Regions from separate parts of the Mus musculus genome. Here region 1 is linked to region 2. Evidence: chromatin contacts called from ENCODE Hi-C data. All regions are on one chromosome and are shown on one strand. Each heading gives the region's core, a stretch centred on a gene start or an enhancer-like site at or near the end of the contact. The rest is flanking DNA. Distances are from core to core; before and after follow the strand shown. Region 1 overlaps Ccdc57 (coiled-coil domain containing 57). Region 2 holds the start of Mprip (myosin phosphatase Rho interacting protein).

Evidence for each region. Hi-C counts contacts between places; a loop is a spot of excess contacts on that map.
Region 1: a map of T-helper 17 cell shows a loop between it and region 2 (69-fold over the local background). The contact joins the enhancer-like site here to the promoter of Mprip in region 2. A Hi-C loop is called at or near these places in 3 of 37 maps with a recorded cell type or tissue (T-helper 1 cell, T-helper 17 cell and regulatory T cell).

The regions. Positions count from the first base shown.
Region 1 is chr11:120,900,638-120,904,871 of GRCm38, forward strand. It overlaps Ccdc57 (coiled-coil domain containing 57), which reads right to left. Exons shown (of 19, transcript NM_027745.1): 4 at 3,347-3,448; 5 at 2,886-3,043; 6 at 2,679-2,753; 7 at 1,238-1,438. Among named protein-coding and RNA genes, the nearest start is that of A430102A20Rik, 30 kb to the right of the region's middle. Within about 2 kb of position 1,979, at least 1 of the 3 ENCODE cell types and tissues checked has a DNase peak (open chromatin) inside an H3K27ac peak, as active enhancers do.
Region 2 is chr11:59,660,856-59,664,667 of GRCm38, forward strand. It overlaps Mprip (myosin phosphatase Rho interacting protein), which reads left to right and starts at 1,652. Exons shown (of 24, transcript NM_001368931.1): 1 at 1,652-2,093. The coding sequence starts at 1,971.

The DNA.
Region 1 (4,234 bases), core at 729-3,228, about 61 Mb after region 2:
CAAAACAAAAACAAACAAACAAAAAAAACCCAGTTAAACCCAGAGCTGTATGGTTTGAATTTCCACCTCTGTTCATGTCCACTAGAGAATTGAAAGCAACATCTATAAAGGACGTCTGCTACCTGCACTAAAGCAGAGTCATTCTTAAGAACAGAGGAGAAACACCCATGTGTACAGAGCAGATAAAAGACTGTGGCCTGTTCACACTGGGATATCAGCCTTAAAGACACAAAGTTTGACTTAACAAGCCACTGCCCTCCATAGCTCAATACTAAAATAGTTAACTCTTGTTAGGCATGGTATTCTTGTGTGTATGCATGTGCAAGAGTGTGAAGGAGGACATGTGTGGTGTGGGTGCATTGCACAGGTCAGAGGTCAACCCTGGGTCGAGATCCTCAGTGGCCATCTGCCTTGAGATAAGGCTCTCCCTGGGACCTACGGCTCACTGACTATGCTGGGCTAGCTGGCAAAGAAGGCCTCCATGGCTTCTGGAGGTCCAGAGGTGTATATTTTGACACAGTCACAGTTTAAAAGAAAATGTCATCCTATGAATGTGGATGACCCTTGAGAACTTGAGTCTCTCTGTGACAGGCCAGACATATAAGGGCAAGTGCCAGAAGATTCCAATTTGTGTGTTGCTCCTAGAGTTAGCAAACTGACAGGCAGTGCCGACTGAAGGCTGCTGGGAGACTGGGGCAGGAGTGGCACCTGGATCCAAATGGGACGAGCACTGCAGACGGACAGATGAAACTGCATTTGCCGTATCCTGATGCCAGTGCTACATACCTATAACCCCAGCAGCACTTAGGAAGTTGAGGCAGGAAAAATAAGTCCAGGGGCGGGGGGGTGGGGGGGGGAGCTATAGTGACACATGCTTGCAGTCCCAACACTTGGGAGGTGGAGGCACACGGATTATAAATCCGAGGCTATCCAAGGTCATAGAACAAGTTCTGGGCCAGGTTTGCACAAATGAGGCTTTGTCTCAGAAAAACAAAAAGTGAAGGCAATAGGTTAACTTTGTTAAATACACTTATCACAAGTAAGCATAAATATAAAACTATATAATTAAAAAGAAAACATTACTAGAAATGGCAGCGGGGTCAGGGGGTCGGGGGTGGGCAGAAAGCCCCTACCCACTGCTTGCAAAATTCCATTCTAAAATGGCCCACATCTGCCTCTGCCTTGGACACAGGCACACGAGGCTGTTGGGCTGGGCCGGCCAGAGGCAGCAGCTCACTTGTCAGTAAGGGCGTTCTTCTCCTTGGCGTCCTCTGCTCTTGTGCACTCAGCCCTGCGCAGTTGTCCCTCCAGGGTTTCACAGAGGAACTGAAGCTCCAGCACCTTGGCGTCCAGCGTCTGCAGCTCCTCTGCATGGGCGCGCTTCACTGCCGCCAGCACTGTGTCTTTCTCCCTGGCTTGACGGTCAAGCTCTTCATGTCTGAAACACAGGGGAGGGTCCCGCGGTGGCTCACTCAGTGCCCTGGAACCTTCCAAAGTGTTTGCCATCCTTTTCTTACACTACAGCTGTCCCTGACAAGATGGCTGACTCTGCAGGAGTAACTTGTGGGCGCGCTAGCTCTTCCCATGTAAGCAGATCTTCTTAGGTGCCGGGCTCTCGGAGGCCCCCAAAGCTCACACAGATACCAAAGCAGATTCACAAAACACTCCTAACAACCTACGCTTGACCAGCCATGGAAAACAGATGCCACCTGCCTCTCAGATGGGCAGACTCCTGAGCACTCCCTTAGTGTATCAGTTTGTCCGTACTGCACAAATAGTGGCATGAGAAAACACAAGAGAAAATTTCTTCCCCTCCCAAGTGTAACTGGGCAGCCTGAGTGTGTGGTGTGTGGTAGCTACAGTTACTGTTCCCTTTAGAAGAGAGAGTAAATGCGTCTTGCTGAGTCCACACTGAGCTTCCAGCTGGCATCCCCGCCCCACTCCTCGTTGACCGACTCCTTACTGTCCCAGCACCTCCCGAACCCTGCAGTACTGGGGGGAGGAGCAATGCTTTAACTGCATGGCTGAAGCTCCGCCTTGAGGCAGCACACCACCACTTCCTGGGTGTCCCAGACCTGGCAACGTGAAGAGCCTGCTGCAGTCAGAGGGACAGAATCCAGAGTCTACATCAGCAATAGTAGGGGGACATCAGCATGGCAAAGCTTGAGGCGATCGTCTAAAACTTATACACTAGCTAGTAAGACAGCCAAGGTCTAAATGTTAACGCTTAATTTTTAAATACTTATTTACCTAGTATGGAGGCATATGTGTGGAGTCAGTTCTCTCCTTTTACCACATGGGTTCCAGGGATGGAACTCAGGTCACCAGCTATGGTGACAAGTGACTTTATCCACAAAGCCATCTCATTTACCCATAAAAGTTAAAATTTAACTAAGGTTATATTTTTAAAAGCCTGTTTTAGACACTGGAGACTAAATCCAGAGTTTTCAACATTCTTAGTTTGTGTTTTATCAATGACCTGAATTGGACTCTTGGTCCTTAAAAAGTTTAAGCTTGGAGACACCGGATGCCTAACCCTCTCTGAGGAAGGAGAGCATGGTGCCAGCCACAGCAGCGTCCCAGCTCAGGCTGCCCGCCCACCTGCCACAGGGCTCTTGTCTCCAGTAAGCAAGATCTAGACTCTTTTCCAGTGGCACCACCCAGGCAGAAATACGCACTTCCTCCTGAAAGTCTCCTCAGCTTTCTTCTTGGCCAGCTGTGCCGAGTAAAGCTTCTTCTCCAAGCCCTTTATCCTAAACAGAAACCGTATCAGTAAAGAGCAGTTACGTAAGAGATCAAAGAGTAGAACGGAAAGATGCCAGGAAGGCAACGCCACCAGATCTAGTCCTTACGGCCACAATGCCTGGAGAACAGAACCTACGCACCGAGCGTCCTTCACGGCCTCCAGATCCTGGAGTTCCCGGGCACGCTCCTGCAGCTTCCTCTCTAATTCCACGTGTTCTGCTTCTGCCTTCTGCAGACTCTCTGCTGCCCGTGCTCCAGCGTCTCTCAGAGCTTGCAGCTCTTTGTTTAGTAGTTTTATCTGAGAAAGATTGAAAAGTTCCAGGAGAGGAGATGGGTAAAAGGAACAGTGTGAAGCCTGGCGTGGTCCCAGCGCTCGGCAGGCACAGGCAGGCGGAGCTCTAAGTTCAAGGCCAGCCTGGTCTACAGAGTGAGTTCCAAGATAGACGGGACTACACAGAGAAACCCTGTCTCAACAAACAAACAAACAAACAGACAGACTGACTGACTGACTGACTGACTAACAAAGGAACAGCATGGTATTCTGCAGCACTGGGTAATTAAAGTTGCAATGGTGATTCGAAGCCCAGGGCCAGCCAGTTACCTTGAGCTCATGTGTCAGGACTACGTTGCTCATGTCGTCAGCCCTCAGCTGGAACTCATGCTCTCTTCTCTGCATTTTAGATTCAAACTCCAGCAGCAGCTCCTGGGACAAAAGAGCCAGGAGTGAAGGAGAGTGGCTGCCGCCAAGGCCTCAGCTTAGGTGTGAGACTGACACACAGTGTGAATCACGGTTTTATACTACAAACAAAGTTTTCTGTTCTACAGATAAACTGCTTACCTCTATTTCCCTACCACCACTCTTCAATATCTGTACATCTATACACGCTTTTAATCCCAGCACTCAGGAGGCAGAGGCAAGCGGATTTCTGAGTTTGAGGCCAGCCTGGTCTACAGAGTGAGTTCTAGGACAGCCAAGGCTACACAGAGAAACCCTGTCTCGAAAAACAAACAAAACCAACCAACCAACCAACGACAGAACAACAAAAATTCTCAGGTAAAATGGGGTCATAGATGAAACCATTTTAAGAAGCCTCTCTCTGAGGGATGACTGTAACTCTTGCAGTTCGGTGAGCACCCAGGTTGCAGCCATTGCTGTCAGGCTAGCATATATTCCCTTCTGCAAACTTCCTTCTCATTTCTGACATGATGAGGTCTGCCACGGGGTCCTCGGTTGATACGAGAGTTTGGATCCTCCAGTTACTAGCAAGCCAAAAAACCTAATTTCTATATTTCTGGGGCCAGGTACTTAATCTCATTTTTGATCAGCACAGAGCCAGAGCCCCTGGAAGGACTGAGTGCTCAGGCACATATGCCAGCCCTAGTCCTGGGCCCTGCCCTGCCCTGCCCTCCACCAGACTCCAGCCCTGAAGGACAGACTGAGGGAGGACAGATGCAGCTCTGAGGGAGTTGTCCCCACCCTTACCCCATG
Region 2 (3,812 bases), core at 402-2,901:
CCGTCAGTCTCCCTTTACCCCTTCCCCGTCTTTATTCTGGAAAAAAATTTAAATCAACAAGGTCGCAAGGATAGTCCAGTAAACACCCTTTCCCAAAATTCACCAATTAACAATTGGCCACATTATGTGAAGTATTTTGCAAAGATGATTATCACCTAATGCTTGCAACACCTTACATTCATGTCAGTTTTGTCCATGTGGTCAGTGAGGTGCCAGTGAGGGCAAAAGACCTGCCCACAGCTGGATCAGAGCTGGGCTTTCCCCTCAGGCTGCAGGCACACTTTGATCTGGGCTCCTTCATTCCTGATTCCTTGTGCAGGAGAGCATTTCTTTCTCAAAATGGAAATGCACCTCCCCGGGGTAGTCACCAGATGACCAGTGGAAAAGTACGCAACTCTGAAGGCATTTCTCTCCTAAAGCCTCCTTGTGACCTGAGCGCAGCTGCTCTCAGTGCCACCACCTGCTCCAATATCACCTCCATTGTGAAGAATGAGTTAGTTCAGCCTGTTAAAAAACACAGGCTGACTTCTGGAACTGCCAGCCAGCTGAGCCTGGAATCTCAGGTCAAAGTGATTCCTCCTTTCTGTCTTGCCTCCCTCACTCTTTCCCTTTCCTCTCCTCCTTAGCCTCCTTATAAAGGTCTCATTACGGTCCAGACTGGCCTTAAACTCTCCACCCTCCTAGATCTACTTTCAGAGTTCTGGGACCACATACTCCTTTCTTGTTCCTCCTCCCCACACTTACACCTGCATACCTTGGGAACAGTTCTGCATGCTCTCTGCTTAGATCCATTTCACTGCTGCTGGGAACAATTTGCCTCCTAAGGAGCAGGGGTTGTCCCCCTCCATCCCCCTCCCCTCCGCCCATTCTGGACTCCTCTGTCGTTTCCTTTCCAAGTGGCCTTTTGCCTGGGAGTCTGGACAAGAGTGGCCTGTAGTATATAGTTCAGGCCCTTCTTGCAGAGTGACCTTGCACAAGCTATTCGCAGTGTCTGAGCTTTTGTCTCCTCAAGCACAAAACGGAGGTAAGAGTGCGTACGTAACTCTAGCAGAATTGGGCTCCCATAATAGAATTGACAACTCCTCACGGCTGCTGACATCTTCTAGTCACCTCGGAAACACTACGTCTTATTACTTAACTGCTCCGCGCGCCTCAGTTTCCTTACGTAAAACCGGAATGGTCACGGGAAGGTTATGGAACTTTAATGATCTAAAACACGGGAAGCACTTGAAACAATTTCTAGTCTTTATGGTGGCATCTGGGTCGACCACAGACCTAGCACACAGTAGGGGCGCAGGCTAGACGAGGCAGAAGGCCGCAGCGAAGAGACTACGAGAAAGACAGGGGCCCGCAGGGAGACCGCGGAGATCTCCGGCGTCCTTCCGGGAGCAGCCCAGCCCAACGCCGCAGCTGTCAGGCCGCGGGCGGCGGCGCCAGTCCACCAAACCTGAAAGTTCCATCCCAGCGCCTCCACCTTCCCAGCCTGGACAAGTTACCTTGCGCCCGCTGCTCCCGGTCCCGCCCCCGTCATCCATTGGTCGACGGGTTTCTTTGTTAGCAGGAGCGTGCGGGTGCCATTGGCTCGCGGGGCTGCCGGTTGCGGTGCCCCGCCCCACCCCGCCCCTCCCCGAGTGCGCGCGGCGCCCAGCTCGGTTCGTTCGCGGTGGCGGCGGGCGCCGGGTGAGCGCGACGGCTGGACTTGCCGGCCGGCGCCTTGGGGGCGGCCGCGGTGGAGCCAGCGGCCGGAGGCCGCGTCCGTCCATGGGCCCACAGCGGCCGGGCGGCGGGGCGGGGCGCGAGGCGGCGCGCGCGCTCTGAGGCCGCGGCGAGCAGGCGGGGCGCGGCGCGAGAGGGGAGGCCTTTCCGGGCCTGCGGCGGCCAGCGCAAAATGCGGCGGCGGCCGCGCTGAGTCCCCGACCCCCGGGAGAGCGCTGGGCCGTGGCGGCCCGCTCCGCGGCCGCCTAGCCGACATGTCGGCGGCCAAGGAAAACCCGTGCAGGAAATTTCAGGCCAACATCTTCAACAAGAGCAAGTGTCAGAACTGCTTCAAGCCCCGCGAGTCGCATCTGCTCAACGACGAGGACCTGACGCAGGTGAGCTGCCGCGGGTGCGGAGCTGAGAGTCCTGCCTGCGAGTCGTGCCGGGGAGCGCAGAGCCTGCGAAGGCCAAGAGAGAATAAAAATGGAGCAGGGAAAAAAAATGCGTGAGAGTTGGGGGATGGGGTTGGAATGGGGGCGGGAAGAGTATCGATAGAGCTGGGACAAAGGGAAAATCCTCAAGAATGCCGAAAAATAACATCCTTTCCCGTTCCCATAGCTCTGCCGTGTGATTCATGCTTGTTGGGTGACTCAAAAAAATGTCTGGTTTCCCTGGATAGGAACAAAGTGGGGCTTGCTTGCCACTTGTCAGTACTACCCCCCCCCTCGCCCCCCTCGCGACTTGTCTTGGGACTGGACGCAGACTTGGCCACCAAACTGTCCCAGGAATTGGCATGTTTGCGTGGGTCACCAGTTTCCATCTTGTGGAATAGAGCCTGCTCTCCTTCTAAGTCACTGTCACCGTCAGGGTCTGAAGAGAGATGAGGTGTTTCTCTTCAGATGGGTGGGTCTTGCTCTTGAACTGAAGGTAGGAATAGCTTTTGTCGAGGGGTAGGGGCTTCCCTTCTTGGTTTTGCTTTCTGGCCCAGGAGACCAAGAAGACCTGTACATTCTGGGGAAAGTTGGTTTCCCCCTCTGTCTGCCCTTAATTTGTTAGTCAGGATTTTGGACCAGGTTAGACGCTCTTCCTAACCCGTGTCAAAGTCACAGTCATGGAAAACAGAGTTCCAGACCTCCAAGTCACAGTCATGGAAAACATTGTCCTAGATTGCCAAAGACCTCCAACCCCGGAGCAGTGTAGGAGATTGGGAATTTGTGTTGGTACAAGGTCTCCAATTTGGGCAACTGGCCCTTGGGAACTGGTTGCTCTCCCGTTTCTGGTGTTGAGGATTCCTGGCCTTGTTTGCAGCACTTTGGGAAAGCACTATATATCCTGCTCCCCTTTCCCCTCGCCCACTTCCTTTGCCCCCTGCTTGCTGACTTCAGTGGAGTTCCCCACACGGTCCAGCCAGTGCCACCTAGTTGTAGCCACTCCTTTTGGAAAGAGCTGTTTAGACTGAAAACATTGCTTTGAAGTGCCCTGGTTTGGCTGTTTTTAAAGCCTTTATGGGCAAGCAGGCAGGCAAGCAAGGTTTGACTTGTTTTATGGGGCAAACTAGAGTGGAGTAGTAGGGCAGGGGTTATGGCCTCTTTCTCTGAGGTCAGATTTCCAATAGCCAGGAAGCAATCAGGAAGCTTAACCAGACTCTCCAAGTCTCAGTCATTGATTTGTGAGAATGCCAAGGGCCTTAGAGACCTGTCTATTTGGGAAGGGTAGGACTCTTGAAGAGAGAGAAATGTGATTTCCTCTTCTCATTTGGATCCTGTTCAGGGAAGCAGTATATGGGATATGCGGTTACTGCTTGTGACTTTCTGAGGTCTGACCTTGAATGAGGCCTTTACCTCTGTTTTAATTTCCGTATCAGTAAACTGGTAGTGGTGATATGAAAAACAAGAAATATGTTTTATTGAGCTTTCCCCCTTATAGTTTAACAAACTGAAAAACCACCCATAGAACAGTCAACTTTGATTTAAGAAGTTTCTGGCCTTGCCAAAGGCTGTTTTGAGGGAGGTTTGTAAGTTTCCAGGTTATTTGAAGCAACTGCCTAAACTGGCAATTAGTTATTTATGCTACACACGGGCTGTTTTTCTGATTCTTAAATGAATGAGAGGAAT